Linked DNA regions of Mus musculus: region 2 is linked to region 1. Evidence: chromatin loops called from intact Hi-C (ENCODE). Cell type or tissue: gastrocnemius. All regions are shown on one strand. Each heading gives the region's core, and the rest is flanking DNA. Links, peaks and the distances in the headings are about the cores only.

Region 1 (12,493 bases), core at 2,786-10,785:
CACTTGGAGCCCAGATGGCGTGTGACAGGAGCCTGGTACCCTCTTGAAGAGGAGGGGATGGCAACTGGAGTGTCACCTGGAGGGGCATCCACGGTATTGAGAAAAGATGAATGAGGTCTTAGGACACACCTTAGTGTGCAGTGCGGGGTGCCGTGGTGTGTCAAGCTCTAGTCTCTTTCCTTGAGATACAGTTAGTCTTTCTGGGTAGATGAGACTCTAGAGGGAGCTTCTTCTCAAGGCCGTCTAAAGGCAGATAAGTGGGATCCAGGAAAGCCTTGCCTGCATTTGTGTTTTTGGGGATCTTCAACTCAGCAAGGGGTAAACCAAAGCCATGTACTTTGGGGTGCCCTTCCCTGAACTTTCTGAGTAGATTTTGAGAGCACGGTATCCAGAGCCAGGGAGGCTCGGTTTGGGCCTGGACTCTATCCTACTGGCTATGCCAAGCGTTTAATCTCACTAATCCTCAAATTCTTCATCTGTAACAGGAAGATTAGCCTAGCACTTGCTTGCAAATGTTAGCCATGATTTTCTGTCAGGTTAGAGCTAGGTTCATCTTTAGTTTTTTCTGTAAGGCTTATCTGCAGTTTCCATTTTCCTACAATTAACATACACTGTGTTTGTAGAGTGTTATGCTTTTCCAAAAAGAATATGCTAATACTTTATGTAAACATGCACAACTGCAGCCTATTAATAGCTGAGAAGAAGGGCAAACAAGACGATGGATTGGGACAATAGATACAGCCATTTTCCCTCCAGTAAAAACAGAAGACATACACCGGGGGACACAAAGTAGAAATCTAAGGGGGAAAAGAATGTTTTGTGATTTCTCAAAAGTAAATGAAGATCTTAAGGCAGTCCTTGTTAGGATGGGTCAAAAATAGGAAATACATGAAATGCAGGCAAGGTGGCTCAGTGGAGTCGGGGGAGCTTGCTGCCAAGGCTGGAGACCTGAGTTCAATCCCTTGGCAGAAAGGGTTGGAGAGAGACCTGACTCTACTAGGCTTTCTCTCTCTCACACACACATGGACACACATGCCCATGCTCACACAACACACATACACACTTGAGCACATGTACACACTGTCATACACACACACTAAATTAAATAATTAATTAAAATAAACATAAAGCCACAAACTACTTTTGAAAAAAAAAAAACAAAACCACCCAACCCTGATGTCCACTTTTATTCTTTCTCTCCTTCCTCCTTGGGGAGAGCATGCATGTCTCATGGTGCAAGTTGTGGATGCCAAAGGACAACTTGCAGAGTCAGTTGTCTCCCACCACCATGGTGGGCACCAGGGATTGAACTCAGGTCTCCAGGCTTAGCTCCAGGCCCCTCTACTCTCTGAGCCATCTTGCCAGCCCCATAATTTACACATAATTTAGATTATTTATTATTTTGGGCACAAAAATTACGATAACCAAAGTTTAAAATGGTATGAAACAGTGCCCCCTTTCCCCCTTTTTGGTATTTTGAGATAAGAGTCTCATTCTGTAACCTAGGCTGGCCTGGATCAGGTTGCCTCAAATGTGCTACCATCCTAGCATCTTAGTGTCTCCAGTTGTGGGAGTAACTGACAAGAACCACCACACCCAGCTCACATAAAATCTCTGTTGAGGCCATCAGACTTGCCTTTTGTAAGCATCCCAGAGAAAGGGCAGACTCCTTGCAAGTTTTAAGTCTTTTCAATATTGAACATTGTTTCAGAGAATCTGCTTGCCATGCACATGGGGTTAAGATGCTGTGATCTCGCTGTGAATTTTAGATATTGTTTGCATTTCCCGATGCCGAGTAGAGCCCCCTTCCTTTCCAGGGCTGACTGGGTTAGATCAGCAGTGTGAAAGGCCAACACAGATGCTGTCAGTTTAGAAGTGTGATATGAGACTTGGTGCTCCACTAAGGCACTAGATGCTTGGACTTAGCCTCGAGTACAAAGCATGTTGTTAGCACAGCTGTAGTCTTTGTGTGTGTGTGTGTGTGTGTGTGTGTGTGTGTTAGACAAGTTCTCCAGTGGCTGGTCTGAGACTTACCAAGTGGGCTAGCTTGGAGAGCCAGCAAGCCCCAGGGTCTGTTTGCCTCCTTCTTCTCCTAGAGCTAGAATTCCGAGCTGGTGCCTAAAGGCCTGGCTTCATTCCTGTAGCGTCTGGGCTCAGCTCAGGCTTTCCTGCTTGCAAGGCAAATACTTCATCGTAGATGGTCTTTGCTATTTTGTGGGTTCCTTTTTTTCTATCATTTATCCACGCCCCCAATTTTACCCCCTATCAGTAGGATAGAAGAGAGGGGAATTTATGAATCTAATTTCTTTCTTCTTTTTTTCTTCTTTGTTTGTAACTGGTCTTTGCTACTTTGTGAATTATTTTTCCCACCCTTCCCTTCCCCCACTTCACCCCTGTAACTAGATAAGAGAGAAAGAAGGATGAGAGAGAGAGAGAGAGAGAGAGAGAGAGAGAGAGAGAGGAAGAGAGGAGGGAGGGGAAGAGGAAGGGAGGGAGGGAGGGAGGGGGAGAGAGGGAGGAAGGGAGGGAGGGAAGGGGAGAGAGAGAGAGACAGAGAGAGAGAGACAGAGAGGGAGAGGGAGAGGGGAGGAGGGAGGGGAAGAGGGAGAGAGGGAGGGGAAGAGGAAGGGAGAGAGAGAGAGAGAGAGGGAGAGAGAGAGAGAGAGAGAGAAAGAGAGAGAGAGAGAGAGATCTGAATCTAATTTCTTTCTTCTTGTTTCTTCTTTGAGCACAGCTACTCACAGACCTCAACCAACCTCCTGAAGGATCACCAACCACCAACCACACCTCTTCGGACTCTAGCATTTATATATCCTATGAAAAGTTCCCAGAATTCCAAACATCATTCAATTGCAGAAACTATAGGCAGCTACCAAAACCACACGCCTCTGCTAGAGCACAAGGCAAATCATAGTCAGCTGCTGTGGACAGTCCCAACTCCCCACATCTGGGATTAAAACAAAAACATATTCTTATAATATTTCTGTGTTTATTTCAATAAACCAAATCTCCAGAATTCTCACTACACTTTATCAACTGTGCTGTCGCTCCAGGCTCCTTGGGATGGTTGGGACCTTTACTTGTTTTAGCACACACAGAGAAGACAGCACATCTGTCACAGATAGAGAACTTGGACAAACTTAGGGGAAATTAAGAAGACAGAAGGCAGCAGGTTCATTTCTCCTTTCTCAGAAAGGGAAGCAGCACTGGCAGAAAGCTCATCTATTCATATCTCTGTCGGGTTACATAATGCTCTCCTCAGAATTATGAAATCACTAGGTCCCTGAGGTCACTCGTCCTCTGAGTCCTTGTTACCTCATGTGCTCACTTAGCCAACACATGCCTGACTGCAGACCTGAGACCTGTTTAGTACATGGATTCAGTAGTAAGGAAAGATAGGTGTATAGTGCCTGCCCTCAAGATCTTTGAAGTTGAAGGAGACATGAGATTGGGAGTCAGTGAGAAACATTATGAAACCCAGATATCATAAATGTTGTAAAAGGTCTCGACATGGTGGATGAACACCTGTAACCTCAGCAGTTGGGAGACTTAGGCAGGAGCGTCCAGAGTTCAAAGCCAGCCTCGGCTACCTGGCAAGTTTGAGGTCAGCAATGTACATGAGACTCCATCTGAAACAAACAAACAGACAGAATGAAAAACAGGCATAACATGAAATAAGCACCTAGGGACAATCATATGGAGCCATGCTTACATGTGTACATGCAGCACACACACACACAAACACTAACACATGCACGCACGCACGCGCACATGCACACAAACAGCTGGTACAGATGTGTCTGAAACCCCAGAGCTGAGAAGGCAGAGACAGGAGGATCTTTGGGGTTTGCTGGTCACCCAGTCTAGGTAATCTTGCATCCCCAGGATCAGTGGGAGACTCAAAATCTACTCTACACAGATCTACTCAGACAGGTGAGTCAATCAGGCCAGAGGAGGTCACGGGGGGGGGGGGGGGGGGGAGTCGGGGCTCTACAGGGGCAGGCCCTGGGAATGCAGAACAGGCTCTGAGCAGAGCAGGGCTGTGTGGGGATGGGGACTCTGGAGCAGGTGCAAGGGTTTGCTTCCTACTAGCTCCTCGAGCTCGGTGATGCTATTCAATGATAGTGACAGAGCTTGCACTTTAAAAATGCCTTCAGCTCAGATCTCAGGCACTGAGTGGAAGCACCCAGAGTGACCCTGCCTGTGGATGAGTGACCTGCAAGACAAATGCTCAAGGGATGGCAGTAGCCTGAGAGAAGACCACCCCAGAAGGAAGATGGGGAATCCGACTTTGAACTCAGCCTGTCTCCCTCACTAACACGGTATAAGTGCACGACTGCATGTGCGCTGAGCAGCGCGCACCCTCCTACTGTCTATCCATGCATTCTCTCACCAGATGCACGAGACAAGAACTCTTTGGATAAAAGATGACCTTTTCCTAGAAGGTGCATCCAGAAGCAGTGTTTGGTGCTGAATCAAAAACTCAGAAATCCAATTTTAACAAATTTACCCTCAGCATATGTGCATGAGCTCACACTCAGATGTGCACATACATATACACACACCCCCACACATACATACAGAGCTGGCACAGATGCATCTGAACCCCCAGTACTGGTGAAGCAGAGACAGGAGGATGTCTGGGTTGGTGACTAGCTGGTCTAGCTCATCTTCCATCTCCAGGATCAGTGGGAAGCTCATTTGAGGCAGGGAACTAGAGAGGCCGCTCTGAGATGCAGAACATGTGCAGTTTCTACAGAGACCCAGAGTCAGTTCCCGGCACTCACATAGTCACCTCCTGGATGCGTGGCTTGTGCCGCCTTGGGTGACCCGAGTTCCAGAAGGTTCTATGTCCTTTTATAGCTTCTGCAACAGGCATGCACATGATGCACATACAGACATGAAAGCAAGGTACTCACACATACAGTAAAATGAACCCTTAAAAACAAATCAGGCAGCTAGGCAGTGGTGGCACACGCCTTTAATCCCAGCACTTGGAAGGCAGAGGCAGGCAGGCAGATTTCTGAGTTCGAGGCCAGCCTAGTCTACAGAGTGAGTTCCAGGACAGCCAGGTCTATACAGAGAAACCCTGTCTCAAAAACCAAAAAAACAAAAAAACAAAAACAAAAAAACAGGCCGTGCTGCACACAGACAGGCGCACGCGCGCACGCACACACACACACTGTAGAGATTGTCTCTGGAAAACATGGTCACCCCAGAAAGAATGGAAATTTTGATGGGTCTTCCTACTGATAGCCTTTCTACCTCCAGCCAAGTATTTTCTCTCCTTACTCGAATTATCTTATCGAAGAGCGATCATTGAAAAGCAGACTCCACCACCAAAGACACTTTTTTTTGTTGTTTTTTGGGTTTTTGTTTGTTTGTTTGTTTGTTTTCCCAGACAGTATAGCTTTGGCTGCCCTGGAACTCACTCTGTATAATAGGCTGGCCCTGAACTCACAGAGACCCGCCCACGTGTGCCATCATCGTCTGGCCCCAAACATACTTTAATTTCTTTAGTTTCTTAGAGGCAACACCCTGAAAATATCAGCCCTACCTTGATCACAGAGCTTCACCCAGCAAACCACGCCCAGGAAACGGTCCTTCCAATGGGAGGCTCTACCCAGGTGCTCATTAGACATGCAGACACTCTGGGTTCAGACCTACTGAACCAGAACCTGCAGGTTAGCTAAATTCACAACCCAACGTGATTAATACGCACATTAAACTCTGAGACAAACTCCTGGATTTTGTTCCACAGTAAAAAACAGTCCTTTACAACGTGATCACACATGCATGTACATAAAACTGAAACTAAGCTCTAGTGAAGAAGTGCTTACCTTTATTTTATTAGGGGAAGCAACGTGTTCGGGACTCTGAAGCTACATTTCAGAGCTCTCTCCTGGGTCTCAATGGAATTATGAAGCCCCTGGGAGTAATGCCTAGAAGGTGTGGGGGTGCCTGGAGGTGTATCAAGGAAAGTGGTTTACACCACTTTCGAGCTTGTTTTGCGAAAAGTGCGCTTAGTCACTTCTGAGTTTGAACTTGGAGCCCAGACTTGGCGGGGTGGGGGTTGCGTGGGAGCGCTGGGAGTGGGCAGCTAAAAGTTTGTAGAGTCCAGGCAAGGTCCAATCCAGCGGCCTTGATTGGCGGCCGGAGGAAGGCGAGGGCTGGAAGCTGGAGGAGAGGGCCGGAGCTGGAAGGCTCTCCGGCGGCGAGAGGTCCTGCCCAGCTGTTGGCGAGGAGTTTCCTGTTTCCCTCTCGGCGCCCGGGTAAAGTTGATGAGTGAGTCACTCGCGCGCACCGACCGACGACACCCCCCGCGCGCGCACACGCTCGCCTGGGGGACGGAGCCCCAGCCTCCTGCTCAGCTCTCCTCGGCCGCCGGGGGCCTCCTCCGGGCCTCCGAGCTCCGGGGATCGCCGGCCACATCTGGCCCGCATCCTGAGAGGGCGAGGAGTAAAGGCGCAGCCCGGGGTCCCCGAGGCTCGGTTCGTGGCGCACCAGGGGCCGGTCTATGACGAGCGACGGGGGCTGCCATGGGTCGGGGGCTGCTCCGGGGCCTGTGGCCGCTGCATATCGTCCTGTGGACGCGCATCGCCAGCACGATCCCGCCGCACGTTCCCAAGTCGGGTGAGTGAGTGGCCAGGGCGCGACCCTGGGGGTTCACTGGGGCTCCCCGCTCCTCCTCCAGCCCCCAGGGCAGCGATTGACAGTCGGCCGCGGGACCCGGTGCGAGAGCGGAAACGGGAAGTTTGTAGCGGCCCGAGTCGGTTCAGGCCCGCGGGGATCCGGGCAAGATCTCTCGCAAAAGAGCAGGACAGTCCACTTGCAGGGGACTTGGGGACGCTCCTGACCCCCTTTGTGCGCGCACGAAAGGCCAGGTCGGCCGCGAGGGGCCTGGAGCCCCGGAAAGGGAAGTTTAAGAAGTTGGAACTTGGAGGAGCATCGGCAGGGGACTGGACGCCCAGCTGCTGCACACCTGGGCCGCTTACTGCCCTAGACACCGCGACTGAGCCAGACTCTCAGTCCTCAGCTTTGCCATCTCGGGAGGGATTCTGGGCCGTGACTCACTGGATACAAGTTAGAGAAGAGAACTGATCTCTATCCTCGCTGATTCCTGGCCTGCCGGGATGAGGACCCAGTGAGGGTGGTCAGGTTGATGGCTGAGAAAAATCTAGTGCATGCCTACTAAGTGATGGACTATAGGGATGCTGCCTGGAATGAAAGATCTCAGCAGCTACTATTCAATGGAAACACCTAACCCAGGTTGTCCTCCAGGTCCCATCGCAGGGGTTAGTTAAGGGAGAAAAGCAGGCTCTAGGGCTCCTTCCTAAGGGTTTGCTTGGAAAGTTTAAAATCTGGCATTTTAACTCTAAAGTTAGAGTTAGGGCCACGATCTGGGCAAGTCACATGACTCTGGGCCTCAGTTTTCCCTACTGTACAATGCAGTGGTTCAGTTTGTGAAAGTTTACACTCTTTTCATCACTGGCTTTCCATGACCTTCCCTAGTAACTAAGAGGATGGCCAGGGTCGATTTGGGGTGAAATGCAGAGATTGCGGTGGCCGTGTGTGTGTGTGTGTGTGTGTGTGTGTGTGTGTGTGTGTGTGTGTTGGGGAGCGCGGAAGTAGGGTGCAAGAGAGCTCGTTGCAGACATCGGTAGTTGAGGTGATTTAAGAGTTTTGGATCGTGTTGCAAACAGCAGTGGACCATTTCAGAAGGGAAGAGCCACACAAAGGGAAACAGCAAAAATCCTAACAGGTTTTAGTCCTGTTGCTTCATAAAGTCCGCGTTCGTGTCGTTGGTTTCCATTGAAGTGCAGTTCCAGAAAGGTCAACTGTCTCTCATGTTAACCCAGGCCCTTAAAGCTGGCTTGGGAGATTTAGCTCAGTGGCTAAGAGTGTTTGCTGTGCAAGCTTGAGGACGTGAGTTCAAATCCCGAGGGCCCATATGCAAAGTTGGGTGTGGTTCTTTGCCAGCCCAGCACTAGTGAGAGAAGACTGGAAACCCTTTGGAAATTGCTCGATGCCAGGTTAGCTCTAGGTTCGGAGAGAGACTCAAAGAGAGTGATAGAGACTCATGGAGAGTGACAGAGGACCCCTGGTCTCCTCCTCTGCCCCTTCCTGTGCTCACAAACCCTACCCCAAGCACATATAGACACACACAAGAAAAAAAAATTAAAAGAAAAAAAAAACCCTGCTGGGTTTTGCTGAAGACCATCAGAAAGAATATCCTTCCCTTTGTGTACATAAAACGTTTGCTTTAGCTCGAGAAGAACCGAAGTCCAGAGGCCCCAGTTTGAGTTTTGTTTACAAGATTAAGATTTGTGATTTTCGAATTCCAGGCTTTGTAGCTTGTGAGTCATATTTATGCACAGTTTTAAACAATTAGCTGACTGACTTGGTGGATCTTTTTAATTTGGGCTTTAAATAGTTTTATAAGACGGAGAGGGCTTTTTTTTTTTTTTTTTAACATTTTATGGAATTGCCATTCCAGGATGTTTGGACAGTTCGTTTTGAGTTGTACCTATGTGGTCAAAGTTTTTAAAGATGGTTTTAAGTGGGAAGACAGCTCCTAGGGAAAGGGCGCGTGGAAGGACACTTGGAATTCCACTGGCCTTCTCAGTTTCCACAGAGGGGAAAGGTGTAGAGATTTGTCCTGACAGAGTGGTAAATTGTGAGGCAGTTTCTCAAGATACCTTAATGCAATAGACAAAGGGAAGGAACAAGATTCTTTACAAAGTCCCAGTCAGTCCAAGACAAACACATGTCTTATGCGTACCAGCCTGACAGATGAGCAAGCGATTTCAGCGTAAGAGAAATTTACACTAAAAAAAAAAAAATTATTTTAAACTTTTGTCCTCATGTTTCTCTGGGGGTTCTGTGCATGAGCCACGCAATAGGGTGGGCGTACACTTGGGTGCTCATGAGCCCTGTAATACGGTGGGCGTACACTTGGGTGCTCAAGAGTGTGGAGGTCAGAGATGACATTGGGTGCTCATGGGTGTGGAGGGAGAAGGTTGGCATTGGGTGTCTTCTTCAGTTGCCCCACTTCATTTACCAAGGCAGGCTTCTTAGATGGTGCCGGGATTCTAGCTGAACCCAGGATGCACTGTGTGGGTTTGTCCTGCTAGCTAGCTTGCCGTGTAGACCCCCCCAGTGTCTGCCTCCTGGGTGCTGGCACTAGAGGAGACCAGTACATCCTCCTGGCTACTTATGTGGGTGCTGGGATCTGATTCCAGGTCCCTACACATGCATGGCAAGTGAGCTGAGACGTCTCCTCAGCTGACAAGAAATATACTTAGACAACTTCTAATTTAAAGATTGATTGATTGATTGTGTGTGTGTGTATGCATGTGTGTGTGTGTGTGTGCGCGCAAGATCCTGTGTGGAAGAAATCAAGGGAAAACTATGGTACTATGGTAGTTGGTCCTCTTCCTCTGCCATGCGACACCCAAAGACTCTGCTCTTGGAGCTTACCTGCTGAGTCCTCCTGCAGGCCTCGCAAATTAAAATACTTGTTTTTGATGTAGCATGTTCACGCTTCTAAGTGCTCAAGGATAAGGAGTGAGTCTGAGGGGAAAATGTACTCTGGATGCATCAGACTTCAAAAAATATGATTTTGACTTTTTAGATGCCTACGGAAGAGTCCTCACAGAGGACTAGACCTTGGCCCTAGTGTCACAGGGACCACGGAGCCCTATAGGTTCTTTAAGGATGTCCTTACACCTATCCAGGTCCTGGACCAAAAATCTTTAGTCCTTTAATCCTTTGGACCTACTCTCCCCTCCCCCACATAAGGTGCATTTTCAGCCCCAGGGCACTTCCTTTAATGACATCTTGTTTTTAACAAGTGGATTATGCAGAAAATGCTAACCAGGGCTACAATTTTCGGCCTCTGTTTTGATATAGCACCCCACATTGAGGACTCCTTTTTAAATGCCCACCTTCCCCAGGTCCTCAGTGGCCTCCCTACCTCCTGTTTCATTCAGTTTCTGCCCTAAACCGGACTTTACAGTTTTCCTTACATTGATGAATAACTATTTAAAAATTTAGGTTTTATTTATTTCATTGTGTGGCAGCTGTGGATGTATGTAGGAGACTGTCGCGTGTGCAGGGACCTGAGCAGGCTGGAAAGCGTTGGATCCTCTGGAGCTGGGGTCACAGATGGTTGTAAGCAACCCAGTGTAGATAGATGTTGGGAACCGAATTCAGGTCCTCTGCCCCTGGGAACAATTCTATTTTCCCAATCAATAACGGAAACTTCTGAATGCTATCTCCCAAACTGCCTTACTATTCTTCCTTCTCAAGGGTATTTACTAAATGGGGATGTATAGACTGAGAGGAAGCTACCCCAGATGAGTGCAGCAGAGTTGTTGTCACTTTGTTTCTTTGAGCTCCCGAATCGTGTCACAGACAGAGCACAGGACACGCTGGGGATTCGAACACTGTTAGGTCCTGTTTGGTTGCTCTAGTCCCGTCGCCCCCCCCCATACCCTAACCCCATGCTTTGCTGAATGCACAAGAGGGGGTTCACATTGGATGTTTCCTTCTCAGTGCCTCTGCGTGAGTTTCTCCTTGCTGAGTTCTTACCTTGCCATCTCTGCCTGGTTGTATTTCAGCCCTAGACGATCCACAGTTCTCCTTCACTCTTCTTATGCAAACTGGACCAAAGCGTGTCCAGCCCGTCTTTCTGTTGGATGGGCCAGGGTAGAGTGAGAGCCACACACTGAAGATCAGGGTGTCTTGGATTACAGTCCCACCTCTCCCTCGCTGGCTGGGCAGCCTAGAATTCCTTGGCTCTCACTGGATAATGTGTGGGAAGACAGAATAAAGTAATGCCTTCAGGTGCCTCATCCCAGGCCCCACAGGCGGCTCTGGATGTCTCTCTCAGTCACACCTGACAAACCTCCTCACCTATACCATTCTTTCTGACTTTGTGTCTTACCAAGGCTGAGAGCAGCAGTTCTCAAGCTGTGAGTGGAGAACCCGCCTGGCCAGAGACGTGGATCTTATATCCTGCATTGTCAGATATTTACTGATTCATATCAGTGGCAAATTTACAATTAAGAAGTAGCAATGGAATACTTTTATGGTGTGTATGTGTGTGTGTCGGGGGGGGGGGGGTCACCATAGCACGAGGAACTGTATTAAAGGGTCACAGCATTAGGATGTTGTCAACCACTAGGGCCTCCCGGGCCTCAATTCAGGAAGCTGGTCCTCTCTGGAACCTCTCTCTGGATCACCTATCTGACTAATTTTTCTCATCTTTAAAGACCTTCCTTGGGCCTCGTAAGGAAACCTGCTTTGAACATGTCAGGTGAGCCAAGCGCCCCCTCCTCTGTCCTCTCTCAGCTCCGAGCACAGCAAGCAGTGATTTTTGTGTGATTCCCGAGTTCATTGAGCCTCGTTAGCTGCTCCAGGGCAAGCAGGATCTGTCAGTCAGAGGCTGGTCTCCAGGGCTGCCCCGGGACGACAGCTCATTCTCCGAGCTGTACCAGCTCCCTTCATCCTGCTGGGGCTAGTGTGAGTGTGACTGCTGCACAGGCTTACATACCCAGGAGGGCCCCTGCTGTGTTGGGTATTTGGTCCTGAGTGGTCAGAGCATCTGAATTAACTTGGCTATTGGTTTGCTCTTGCAGCACCTGCGGTTGGACTCAGGCCTTGGTATATCTCCATCTCTCTCTTACTTTTGTAGCAGGACTTAAGTCCCCTGGGGCAAAGCTGCCCTCAGCCTGCACTGCTTTTGCCTCAGCCTTTAATAGCCAGGCCTTGGGGTCTGTACCTGTGCCTCGGGGTCCCGCTTTGGCTATTTCTATGCTATGACATTGATGCCTATATTCTGACCAAAGATAGAAAAAGATGTTTTGACTTTAGCGAGGTTTTCACCTACAAAATTACCCTGCAAATGCTAGCGCTCTCTCTCTCTCTCTCTCTCTCTCTCTCTCTCATCTTCCTCCTTTCCCCCTCCTCCTCCTCCATTTTCTCAAACATTGTAGAAAGGAAACAATAATTACAAAATACAATGTTGAATTTATACACAGGTTTTGTCACGTTTTGCTGTTTGTTTGTTTGTTCGTTTGCTTTTGAAGAACATAGAATCAACAAGGTTTTATTCTGTGATCTAGAATATAGACCAGGCTGGCCTCACACTTGTAGTAATCCTCCTGCCTTAGCCTCTCAAGTTCTGCTCCTCCAGCATGAGCCACCACACCCATCTTGAATCGAATGTTTATGTTTCCTACCCACCTAGGCTTTATGTTTTGGTTTCTGAGCAGTGCATCTAAGGGAAGTATGTGCATCCGAAATTGGCTGTCTATCACAGAGCATCCTGGGGATTATTTAGGTCAGATGCAAACCACCAAGGCATTTCAAAATAGGCTATGCGAAACTGTACTTCCTGACCCTGGCTCGGCATATTCAGCCAAGTGCTATATAAAAGTTTAACCCTGACCCTCTGCAAGGTTTTGCATTCTGCTCCTGTGGATCTTTG
Region 2 (12,493 bases), core at 2,785-10,784, 52 kb after region 1:
CATGTGTGCCTGTAACATGGAAGAGTGCAACGATTACATCATCTTTTCGGAAGGTGAGTAGTTATCCCGGGTAACAGTCCTCCAGGGGAGCACTGCTGTGTGGAGCACGGAGAGGACAGAGGAACTCAAGAAGCAGTGGGCTCCATGCTTGCCCTTCTCAGATTTGATTCCCATCTTGGTACCTGGCCCTGACAAGCAATTTCTGTCCTCCAGAGCGATGGTTCTTTTCCCAAGCTCATTCTCAGGGCATCTGCAGCAGCTGGGGATTGTTAGCAGTGGAGATTATTAGTATTATTTAAAATTTATTTTCTCTCTGTGTGTGTGCATGGATTTGTGGCTGTGTGCATAGTATATGTGCACATTTGTGCTCATGTGTATGACGTCCAGAAGCCAACTTTGGAAGCCACTCCTTAGCAGCCATCCACCTTGCTTTTTGAAGCAGGATCTTTTACTATGGCAAGATTAGTTTGGGCTGGCTGGCCTAAGATACCACTCTATACAGAATTATGGATAAGTAATAAATGCACACATGTTACTGAGATACTTTTAGTTAATTAATTACCCTGTATGTTCATTTATTTTCCTTGAGGCATTCACTGTGCTACTCATTAGCCTGTGATTCACTAAGCACAGCCCAGGTTGGCCTCAAATTTGGAATCTCCTGAGTGCTGGGACTGCAGGCCTGAATATTCTTTGACGTTCCTTTCCTTCATCTATTATTTCCTTGAAATGAAACAGCCTTTGAAAAGCGCAGTTGCTGGAGCCTAAGGAATGTGCACAATGGACCAACAGCTCCATGGTCTGGAGACCCGCCTCTCTCTGACTCCCAGTAGCTTCCCTCATGCCCTTTGGCAAAGAGTTCCTACTGGGACTCATATTCTTGCTGTTTTACATCTGTTTTTTGTTTTTAGTTTTTGTTTTTTTGTTTCCTGCCTGTGTTTTGTGACTTCCAATTAAAACCAATAGCCATGACCTTGACACAAATCCTTTAAAGTATGGATGTTGGGTGCCCTCAGTGTTTGAAGGCATGATGTTACTATTCCAGATGCCCCAACCTCTAGATGTATGTATGTATGTGTGTATATATGTATGTATGTGTGTATAGACAATCTATGGGCAGTCAGACAGACAGACAGAGATTGGCAGGTCTTTTTTTTTTTTTAACCTATCTACCTGCTACATGCCAGTCCCTTCAGAAGAAGGGACAGATTACAGAGAGACCTTGTCATCTAGTCAGAAAGCCATCCAGGTATCCCCAGCCTGAAGCCTGCAGGCTACATGTGCACCAGGATAGCTATGAATAGAGACCAAAGCAATATCATAAACATCCTTAAAACTCTGTAGGATGTGTTTTGTGATTTGTTTATGTTTTACTTTGGGCGTGACTGATTGCATGGTTCTCCAGCATGAACTTTGTAGATCACACTGTCAAAAGGCTGGGCATGTCTGGAAATGTTAAAAAAAAATGGGCCTTTGCTTTCTCTGGCATCTCCTACCAGCCTCCCGTGGCAGCAGGCTTTGTGTGATGTCTGGTGGCTTCAGTGCATCTTGCATTGGCCAAGGAGAAAGAAGAGGAGAAAGCAGCAGAAACAGAGGGAACACTAGCCAGAAACTGCCCGCTCTTCAGAGCTGTCCCCAACACAGCTCCCTAGAACTGTCCCCAACACAGCTCCCTTGCCTTCTCTGGAGAACGCTTTAACTGGGGGGACCTGAGAACCTACCCAATACTCATCTAAATTCAGAATGCAAATTAGTAGAGGGGGTGTCATGATGGCCATCTGACAGCCATCCGTCAGCAAGACTTGATAGGTGCCAGAACAGAAGTTTAGTCTAGCTGGGCGTGGTGGCGCACACCTTTAATCCCAGTACGTGGGAGGCAGAGGCAGGTGAATTTCTGAGTTCGAGGCCAGCCTGGTTTACAGATTGAGTTCCAGGACAGCCAAGGCTACACAGAGAAACCCTGTCTCAAGAAATCAAAAACAACAACAACAACAACAACAAAAAGTGTAGTCTAAGATGTAGCAGGGCAAGTGTTATCAGGAGTGGCTGTCTTATAACCGCAAGATGGCACGCTAATTTTGCAAGACATTTATGTTTCGTTTTTGGTGTTTTATATGTGTACATGTGGTGTCTGTGTGTGTGTGTATGCACATCTGCATACAAGTGTGCACGTTCATGTGGACGTTGATACTGGTTCTCTTTTTCTATCACTTTCAACCTTGTATGTTGAGCCAGACTCCCCCTGAACTCAGAACTCACCATTGGGCTTGGGTGGTTAGCCATCTTTGCCCTGGGGATTCCTGTCTCTGCTTCTGGAGAGCTGGGATTATGAGAGGGTTGCCACACTAGCTGGCTTTATGTGGGTTTTGGGGATCCAAACCCTGTTCCCCGTGCTTTGAATGCAGCAAGCACTTTACCTGGTGTGAAGTCTCTCCATACCTTTTGCAAGTCACCTGCTGATCTCTGCCTTCACTGCTAGGACTCAAAGGCGCTCACTGACCTGCTTGTTTCTTGGTTGGGTTCATTAGTTCCTTTCTTGCCCCATCCCTCTCTTCATTCTTTCCTTCCTTCCTATGTAGATAAAGTCTTATGCATCCCAGGCTGGTTTTGAGTTCATTATCTAACTGAGGATGATCTTGAACTCCTGACCCCCTTGCTCTACCACCCAAGTCTCAGGGTTATTTACGCTGGGCACCAAGCCTACTCAGCTTCTATAAGTGTATTAGCGATCTGAACTCTGGTCTTTATGCTGTGTGGCAAACACTTCATCTACTAAGCCACCTTCCCAGCCACACATTGTTTTTGAGACAGGGTCTCTTGATGATTCAGAACTCAGCAAGGAGGTTACATTGGACATTGAGCTCCAGGGATCCTTCAGTCTCCACTTCCCGGATGTTAGAGTAAGTGGCTTCAGGTCCGTTCTGGCATCTGGGTTCAACAGCTGAGTTCCAGCCAGGCCCTTTGAACACAGCATCCAGTAGCCTGGGTACCACACCACAGGCACACTGGAAAGGCTTGCTCTGTTTTAATCTGTGTCTCTTCCAGTGCCTCTTTTCTCCCCACATACCTTCCCCAGTCAAAGGGAGCATGCTGAGTCTAGGATCTCTAATCAAAGCTAACCACAGCCCTTACATTGCTGGATAATATTACAAATTAAGCACGTTTGTTCCTGTTTTGACTCAGGATCACAGCAGGAAGCTGCTAAATAAGAGTGGGGGGGGGGGCTTTCAGTGCCTTTCAGATCAGTGACTAGAGTAATCACGCTCTGAGCTGGTCCCTTCCGCTTAGCTTCTTCATTTCCACAGAAAGGCTGCTCAGGGCTGCATGGCTACACCATGCTTCTAGCCTAGTGCTTTTGCCTGCATCTCTGCGTTATCGTCAGGACTCCAGAGTCCCCGGCAGCTGTCACAGAGGCCATCTTTGTAAAAACACAGCTGTCCTACTTAGGTTTCTCTTGCTGTGACAAAGACCACAACCAACAGCAACTTGAGGAGAAAAGGGTTTGCTTGGCTTACATCATTAATTCATCCCCGAGGGACGTCAGGGCAGGGACTCAAGGCTGGATCCTCAAGGCAGGAACTGAAGCAGAAGCCATGAGGAGTTGATTCTGATTGTCTTGTTCTCCCAGTGTTGCTCAGCCTGCTTTTTATACCCAGGACCACCAGGAGAGGCATTGACCATGGTGGGCTGGGCCCTCCACAACAATAATTAACCAAGACACGCCCACAGGCCAATCTAATGGAGGCAGTTCCTCGGTTGAGGTTCTTTCTTCTCAAGTGCCTTTAGCATGTGTTAAGTTGACAAAAAACAGACAGCAAACAAACAGAAAATTCAAACTCATCAACACAACATCTCTTGCTCCAAAAGGAATAAGAGAGTGTTTATTCTGAGAGAAGGAGGAATGGGTATCATCTGGAAGCACAGATTCAGGTTGACCTGGAAAAATATATAGTTCTAGAACAGAAGGCAGCTAAATATTGAGATATTTAGTAAGTGCATCACGGGGGTGGGGTAGGCAACAGGCAGACTGGCTATGGTAGAGTGGAGAAATCTCTCCCAATGGTTTTAGGTTCCACCTGATGCTGTCATAGTTTCTGAGATGCTGGAAGAGAGAGGTCTGTGAGTCACTTCACTCAGTCCAAAGATTCTACATGCTCCTCAAAGGATGTCAGGTCAGATCGTGAAGTTAGTGACAGAAAGAGACTAGGGGAACAAAGATATCCTAAGATAATCTTCAATCTATACCTGTAGCATTCTAACCCAACCGTTGGCAAGCTCAGAGTCACTAGTCAGTGGCTCTTCTGATCTGCAACAGGGGTGTAACTTTTCTAGAGAACCCCAGCGAACACTCCTGCCTTACTTGTGCCTCCCTGGTAAGGAGTATGCTTCTGAGTGGGGCAGACCAACTGGGGATCACATCTGAATGGGGCACACGAGCCCATTCAGTGCCTCTAGCGTCTGCTTCATCACAGGGACTCAGGAACACTGAACCATCAGAGCCCTGGTAGTGGGTGGGTGTGGATGTGTCACTGAAACCATGAGTCAGTAGTTACAAGCGGGCTTGATGCTATTCCATAGGACCTGTTGGGACTATTCTATAGGTCTCTTCTTTGGACACAGGATCTCCTCATGTAGCCCTGGCTTGCTTGGAACTCACTATATAAACCAAGCTGGTTTGACAATCACAGAGATCCACTTGTCTCTGCTTACAGAGTGCTGGAGTTAAGAACGTCTATCGACCGACCACCATGCCTGGAAAAGTAATCCTATATTTCTTATTTCTCTTAACAAATCAGCCATTTGAGACTAGCCATATTGGCAGGCGCTGGGCTAAACAGAGAGACGGTGCTTCATGCATACGGTGGATACGTGATAGAGGATGGCTTCCTGACATCCACCTTTGGACTTCCAATGCTCACTCATATGTGTGTGTGCTCACACAAGCACTCACTCACACATACCCCTCTACACGCAATGCAAACATCCACCTTGGGCCTTCACATGCACAGGTGCTCACATACACACCCCATCCCCATCATGTGCACATGCACACACACACAGATAGAGGCAGGAAGAATGGGTGGTAAGCTTATGGGATGCTGAGAGGATGAACAAGCCTCTGGGCTTGGAGAACGTAGCAGAGCAAGCGCAGACTTGGCCCCTGTAACGTTTCCCTTGTTGCTCCAAGGTCATCCTCATTTATACATCCTGGTCTGTACAGGTTGTGGTTGTGTTCGCCCCTGCCCTGATGCTTCCCATCTGAACTGTGTTCAGGTGAAAAGCAGTGTATCACAGGTCACCCTCGCTGTGGCTTGGTATTGTGGGAGAGAAGGCTGTAGAAAATGCTGTGCTACATTAACTTGTGGGCTGTCACTTGCTGTGACACTGAGTATGGCATTGTCATGTATAGAGCTCATCACTGAGAACATTGCTGGGGATTTAGAAAAGGAAATTGCAAAAATGAGAATTTTTTAGATCATGGCTGGGGGACATAACTCATTTGGGAGAGTGTTCATCTACAACGTATGAGGCCCTGAGTTTGAGCCCCAACACTAAAGAATGCTGTCCCTCACTGTTGATTGGTATCAGGACCTCTGAAACCTGCGATATCACATAGGCAGGATCCACAGACCTATAACCAAGGCAACAGCCACCATATTCCCAGAATCCACTTGGCTCACCTCCCACCTTTACCTGTAATTAAGTCATTACCCATATATAAAGAAAGCCCCCCCCCCCCGATCTCTCTCTTCCCCCCTTCTCTTTCTGCTGCCCCCCCCCAATAAACATCACATGGAACTGTTGGGCCTGGTGTGGTCCTTCTGCAACCCTGTGACTGTCAAGAGCATAACACTCACCTGTAATTGCAACACTCAGAAGGTGGAGGCAGGAAGATGAGAATCCGAGTTCAAGGCCAGCCTGAACTACTCGAGACTTTATCTCAAAAGAAATATGATTTAAGTAGGTATATATTGGGTGGCTTATAGTGGCCCTTCTTGGCTACATATGGTTGTATCCAGCCGTTGGCTGAAGGGTAGATGTTTCTGCTGGTGGAAGTAAGAAGTTCCATGTGTTCTCTGCCTAGGGAGAGTTGTTCCTCTTTTTAAATAATAATTTACGTTCTGAAATTATAATATAATTACATCATTTTTCCCTTCCCTTTTCTCCCTCTAGATTCTCCTATACACTCTCTCACTCTCAAATTTCAGATTCTTTTTTTATTTTTTTAATTGTTACTCGAGTATACAGAGAGAGAGAGAGAGAGAGAGAGAGAGAGAGAGAGAGAGGCATGCGCACACACAAAATAAATATTTTTTTTTAAAGAAAGAAACCAGGACTTTCCAAACCACTTCTGACTCCAAGTGCAACCTTTCCCATTCTGTAGGGAAGCAGCTCTTTGTGTCACATAGCTGTGTGCTCTGCTGGCTTGCATACCCACCGCTGCATGCAGACTTTAGCGGTTAGCATGGGGACATCGTGTAGGCTCACTTGAGGTGCTGAGGTGATGGGAGGAAAACAGGGTCTTCTAACCACACTGCTTCATTCCCTCCTCTCTGACTGTTGTAGAATTGCTTCTTTTTAAACTAAACCAGCCTCACTCTGGCAGGAAGACAAATGATTTTTTTTCTTTTTCTCCCCCCTCACCCGCCCACCCCCGAACAGTATCAGACATGTGGTTTCCTGTCTATGTTTAACTTTGCTAGCAGAACATCTCAGCCAGCTGGTTCCCCCTGGGCCCACTGCAGCTTTAATGGTGGGGCTTCACACTGTCCAGTGAGCCCATTCTGTGTGCACCAGATGCTTTGCACACGTGGCTGACTTCAGGGCGTTCCGAGTGAGAGCAGTTCAGAAGTGTTGTCCCCTGCACCCTGATCTCACCTTGAGGCTGCCCAGCCCCAGCCCCAGCCCCAGCCCCAGGCGACCAGCTTCTTAGAAGAAATTGGGGGTTTTGCTGTTGTTATTGCTGTTGTTGTTGTCTTTGTTTTGGTTTGGTTCTTGGTTTTGAGACAGATCTCATACAGCCCAGGCTGGCTTTGATTCTTTTACGTAGTTGAGGATGGCCTTGAACATTTTATCCTCCTGCCCCTCCTTCTGCCTCTCCTTCTTGAGTGCCTAGATGGCAGTCCTGCGCCACCAGGCCCAGCTTCTGGCCTGCTCGGGATACAGCCCATAGCCTCATGGATGCTAAGGCTCATGCTCTGCCAAATAAACTATAGTCCCAGTCGCAGCCTCATCCCAGCCCTGGCCTCGTCCCAGTCCCGGCCTTGACCTTTCTGCTTTTTCTGCCTCTGCTCTTAGGTGCAAAGAGCAAGGTGGGCTGTGACAAGCCTGGGCATGGCCTCTGGTTACACTTGGTCTTTAGATTGGGCACTTGGTCCTCAGAACAGCTGCATTCCAGCTGTGCATCTTAGTTTTGAGAGGAAATGAGGCAGATTTACTTTCTGGACTAAATGCAGAATTTAAAACAAAGGAAGGAAGGAAGGAAGGAAGGAAGGAAGGAAGGAAGGAAGGAAGGAAGAAAGGGGTGCGAAAATGTGGTTGAGAAAACATTGTTAGAGTATGTAGAAAACTGTAGATTAAAATCAGCGAGTGCAGTTGTCTCCCCGAAGACTACTCCATCATTTGACTGCTGACCCAGAGCTGAGAGAGCCTCTGGCTGTGTATAAACCTTGGCTAGAGAGCATATCCCAAATCCTTTAGCACAATCCTAACTGGACAAAGAAATACACAAACTGCACCACAACTCAGGCGGGCCCAGCATAGGGTGTGTGTGAGGTAACTCAAGGTAAAACAGCTCCTTTTTGTAAACTTTTTCCCCAAGGTGGGGTTCTGAAGCTAGCTGTGGGGGCAGCGGGGGTGGTGAGCATGCACTTGTAGAACCCCATTCTCCATGAGTCATTGCGGGGCACACAGGGCGTCCAGAGTGTGCACAGTCTGCCCTGAGTTCATCCACTGAATAAGAGTGGTCACTGCAGCAACTGGACCCCAGGGCTTGCAACAGCAGTGGCTGTAAGTTTATGCTCCACACGACTCATCCATATGTGTCCCACAAACTCCACACCTGTGGGTGATGGCAAAATGGCTGCTGTGGAACTGTGCGTGCAAATAAATAAATAAATAATAAGAAAGCACTCGAAGAAGCTGGCCAACTCTGTGAACTGGTTTCTGTTCCTACCCGGGCTGAATTCCAGCTGTATGCAATCCGAACTTCTCTACATATAGCCTGGCCACCTGGCTTTGGAAGTCTTCTCTGACAGGAAGCTGCTCCGGCCTACTGTTATGTAAACCCTTTTTGCTTATTCATTATGTTTATTAAAAATAACGATAACCTAGCTGGGGAAGATGGCTCAGTCAGTAAAGTTGGTAGGGACTGAGAACCCACATTACAAACCCAAGTGTGGGAGTGTGTTGTTATTTGTATGCAGTCCTGGGGAGGGGGAGGCAGGACAGGAAGATGCCCTGGACTCATTCACTCAGCTCTGCTCACTTCCTGAGCTCCAGGCCAGCAAGAGACTCTGATTAAAAAGCAAGGTGGGTAACTCTTGAGGAACACCTTAGGTGGGCCCTTGTCTCATGGCTGTGCACCAGCTCACACACATATACACACTATAAAAACCTTGACTTTTAATAAAACAGTTTGCATTTGTCCTTCTCATGTAAGGAAAGCTATATATGGGCCTGGAACGGCTCAATGGTTACTATAGAGCACTTGTTGCTCTTGCAGAGGACCCAGGGTCAGTTCTTAGCACCCATGTCAGGTGACTCACACCTGCCTGTAGCTCCAGCCCCAGACAAGCCTAACATAGTATCATTTCATACACAATGGATCTGAAACTCAGACATTTCTTCTGTTTTCCCAGTCAGGTCCACATAACTGCCTGGGTTGCAGTGTTCAACACCAAGGTGCTTTGTAAATTCTGCCTTAGCTGTGCAGGTTCTGGCTTAGATGGTCTCGGACCTGGTATCAGAAACGTTTATCCTCCCTCCCTCCCTCCCTCCCTCCCTCCCTCCCTCCCTCCCTCCCTCCCTCCCTTCTTTCTTTCTTTCTTTCCTTCTTTCTTTCTTTCTTTCTTTCTTTCTTTCTTTCTTTCTTTCTTTCTTTCTTTCTTTCTTTTTTTGAGACAGGGTTTCTCTGTATAGCCCTGGCTGTCCTGGAACTCACTCTGTAGACCAGGCTGGCCTTGAACTCAGAAATCTGCCTGCCTCTGCCTCCCAAGTGCTGGGATTAAAGGCGGGGGCCACAAACTTTTTTCCTAAGCCCCCAGGATATGCCAACATGTAGCCAACACCAGGAACAGCTGGACCCAGAATAATTGTTCTGCTAGAGTCTGCGTCTTTCTTTGTATTCCCTGTGTATTCCAGATAGAGCGACCTTAGTGGGTAGAGGCCATTCACACAGAGAGAGCCAAAATTCAGTTTATGGTTAAGGAGAAAACAAGCAAGCCTCGTTATCTACGCTGACCAATCTTGATAGGAACAGGATTATGTTTTCGACTAATTAGAAGTTAGTTCAGTGAGGCCCTGGTCGGCATCTATGGCTTTAGAAGAAACCTTGAGAATGTGAATAGGGACAGGGATGTGATGACAAGGACCGAGAGGGTGCCCAGGCAACAGGGTCACAGTTTAGGGTGTGAAGTATCAGGCAATACCTGGCACTGTGAAGGCACTGATGATATTTATAGTGCACAGTCTTTTCCAACGCTGGCCCAGCTCCCTGGAGAAGACGATAACCCCTGACTTCAGTGCGTCTGTGCCTTTAGGATTCCTGAGCACAGGCAGGAGACAGGCAACCAGGAAAATGATGGAGGAACCAGACCAAGGCAGCTGGGTCACAGAACATCCTGGGTCAGCGAGCAGAAAGAGAAGATCTCCAGTGCTCAGGACCCCAGCCCATGGTAGCATGCTGCCCATGTTCAGGGTGGCTCTTCCAGCCGCTGTAAATCCAATCTGGAAACACACACACGCGAGCACACACACGCGCGCGCGCACACACACACACACACACACACACACGCACATGCACACACACTCCCACGCCCAAAGCCTTATCCTGTTGGCAGTTATAGAGTCTGTAGATTGACAGTGTTAACAATAAAAAGGAGTTATGTTGAGTCAGGATAATACAGGTTTCTGGGCATAAGCCCTGAGCTAGTACATGAAGAAATAACCACACTCTATCACTCTTGGCATTAGCTTTGTGATTCAAGTCTTTTCTTTGGACTCCTAACCAGGGCTTGTGTGCTGTGGGTGGTGGGAAATATCTAACCGTACTTGTTGTTAGGTTACCTTTTTGCTGCAGGTCAGTGATCAGCTGCCCTCCGGTTGGTTCAGCTTCTACCTGACTGCTCTAGCCCTCAAACTGCTCTTGCTCAACTTTTAACCTTCCAGTGGCACGCTCTTTGAGGGTCTCTGGCTGAAAGGCTAACAATTCATTTCTAAGCTGTGCTGTGGAGAATCAGCCTCCTTTCCCAGTTTCCTAACGGCTAACTGCAATACCAAAGTTTGTGTGTGTGTGTGTGTGTGTGTGCACGCGCGTGCGTGAGTGTGTATGTGCATGTATGTGTGTACATATGGAGACCAGAGGACAGCATCAGATTCCTCACACATTGTCAAGCGTTTCTTTTTGAAGTGTGGTCTCCCACTGGCCTGCTACTTGCCAGGTAGGCTAGGTTGGCTGGTCAGGTTGGCTGGTCGGAGGCCCAGGGTGCACTTCTTGCTGTCTCCCTACTGCTGGGGTTTGCAAGCATAGGCCACCATTCCCTGCTTTTTAATGTGAGTTCTGAGGGTGGAACTCAGGCGTTCCTACTTCCAAGGCAAACACTTCCCCATCTGAGGTATCTCCCAGCCCCCATAAAGAGTGACTCTGAAGTGTCCCAGTATTTGGATTTTGTGCCAACAATGGCTAAAATGCCAGGCCTCTCTCTCTACTGTAGCTCTCTGCTTGAGGTTTTGTCCCCACCTCCCAGGAGTAAGGCAGAGGAGGTTTTTGTGCTCCCCTCAGCTTTATTTAAGGAGAGTCAAGAAACTCGTGCAAAGGCGACTGTCAGGTAGGGAGGGGAGTGGAGAGATGGTTCAGCTCGGCATACTTGCAGTAGGAATTAAAGTGCACAGAGGGAAGGCCTCTCCCCTCATTACAGGGAAGGAAATATTCTCAAAATCTACCCAGAATGCTCAGCAGCACTGTCGCCACGGTGCCCGTTAAAGTTGGTCCTGTAACTCCTGCCAGTTTATTCTCCTGTTGCTTAATTAAAATCATGTCTAATTGTTTGCTTGAATTTGCTTGCTTTTCATTTGAGAGGATGAATGGGGAACCCTATCTCGTTCCACACTGCTCTGCTGCCTAATTGACTGGGATCTTCTTGGGGGTTGTTTTCTTATTGGTCAGTCTGAGTACAATTGTGCCAGCACTCTGCCAGTGATGCCACAAAGAGACTTGGTTTTAGGAATAAAGCAAGGATGCAACCATCGTCTCTGGCAGAATACCAAGAAAGCTACTCTAGCTTTGGGAAAGGTACTTCTGAAACTTCTGTGCAGGAGCCATCTAGGAACCGTTCAAATGCACACCTGGACGTAATGATGATTGAGAACAGAGGCAAGGAGCCTTCTTTTCCCTCAAGCACGCAGCTGATGTGTGCTCACACTGCCGGTCTGGACCTCTGGACCTCACTTTGAATGGGAGGTGCCAAGAGATTCTGCATCATGACAACAAGATGCTTAAAGATTCCAGTGATGGCAGCAAGCTATGTGAGTTTTAGAATTGTCAAATATATATACAACAACATAGCAGTGTGTGTACTCTCTCTCCCCCTTTCCCCATTCTGTCTGCCTGTCTATCTACCTACCTATCCACCTATCATCTAACTACCTACCTGCCTGCCTACTTAGCTTCCTACCTACTTACACACACACACACACACACACACACACACACACACACACACACACACACATTCACACACAGAAGAGATGAAAACAACCAACTCCCCAGGCTTCTTGCATACTCTGTCATGTCCATATCTGATACTAGTGTCTGAAAAGAAATTAAAACTGAGACTCTCTAATGGCTTAAAGTAAAATGACTTAGTAAAACCAAATAATGAGACCAGTGGTGGTGGCGCACGCCTTTAATCCCAGCACTCGGGAGGCAGAGGCAGGTGGATTTCTGAGTTCAAGGCCAGCCTGGTCTACAAAGTGAGTTCCAGGACAGCCAGGGCTACACAGAGAAACCCTGTCTTGAAAAACCTAAAAAAAAAAAAAAAAAAATCCCCACTCTTAAAGTCGAGGCCCGTAGGTGCCATTCATTGGATAGGCTGCTTGTTTGGCATGCCCTGAGGCCTTGGTGGTTCATCCTCTAGCACTGCATACGAGGAGCATGCCTGGAATGCTACCACTCTGAAGGGGAGGCTGTCAAGGTCATCCCTGGCTGTGTGTTGAGTTTGAAGCTAACCTGAGCTACATGAGACACAGTCTCAGACACAGAAGAGAAAAATAA

Evidence for each region. Peaks named below come from ENCODE experiments on the same cell type or tissue, not always from the same donor. Only the 100,000 strongest peaks of a DNase experiment are listed, where the experiment ranks them.
Region 2: it touches region 1 in a loop (2.3-fold over the local background); 8 of 42 quality-filtered maps call a loop at or near these places.

The regions. Positions count from the first base shown.
Region 1 is chr9:116,169,084-116,181,576 of GRCm38, reverse strand. Tgfbr2 (transforming growth factor, beta receptor II) reads left to right here and starts at 6,214. Exons shown (of 8, transcript NM_009371.3): 1 at 6,214-6,633. The coding sequence starts at 6,540. It overlaps Gm40582 (a long non-coding RNA gene), which reads right to left and starts at 5,933. Exons shown (of 3, transcript XR_871320.3): 1 at 5,841-5,933; 2 at 5,558-5,666; 3 at 2,970-4,866. In gastrocnemius, for the core only: a CTCF peak has its summit at 6,360; DNase peaks (open chromatin) are centred at 6,453 and 6,955; H3K4me3 peaks cover 5,472 bases; H3K27ac peaks cover 6,485 bases.
Region 2 is chr9:116,117,376-116,129,868 of GRCm38, reverse strand. Tgfbr2 (transforming growth factor, beta receptor II) reads left to right here. Exons shown (of 8, transcript NM_009371.3): 4 at 1-53. Among named protein-coding and RNA genes, the nearest start is that of Gm31292, 22 kb to the left of the region's middle. In gastrocnemius, for the core only: a CTCF peak has its summit at 7,116; no DNase peak of the experiment used is centred there; H3K27ac peaks cover 3,480 bases.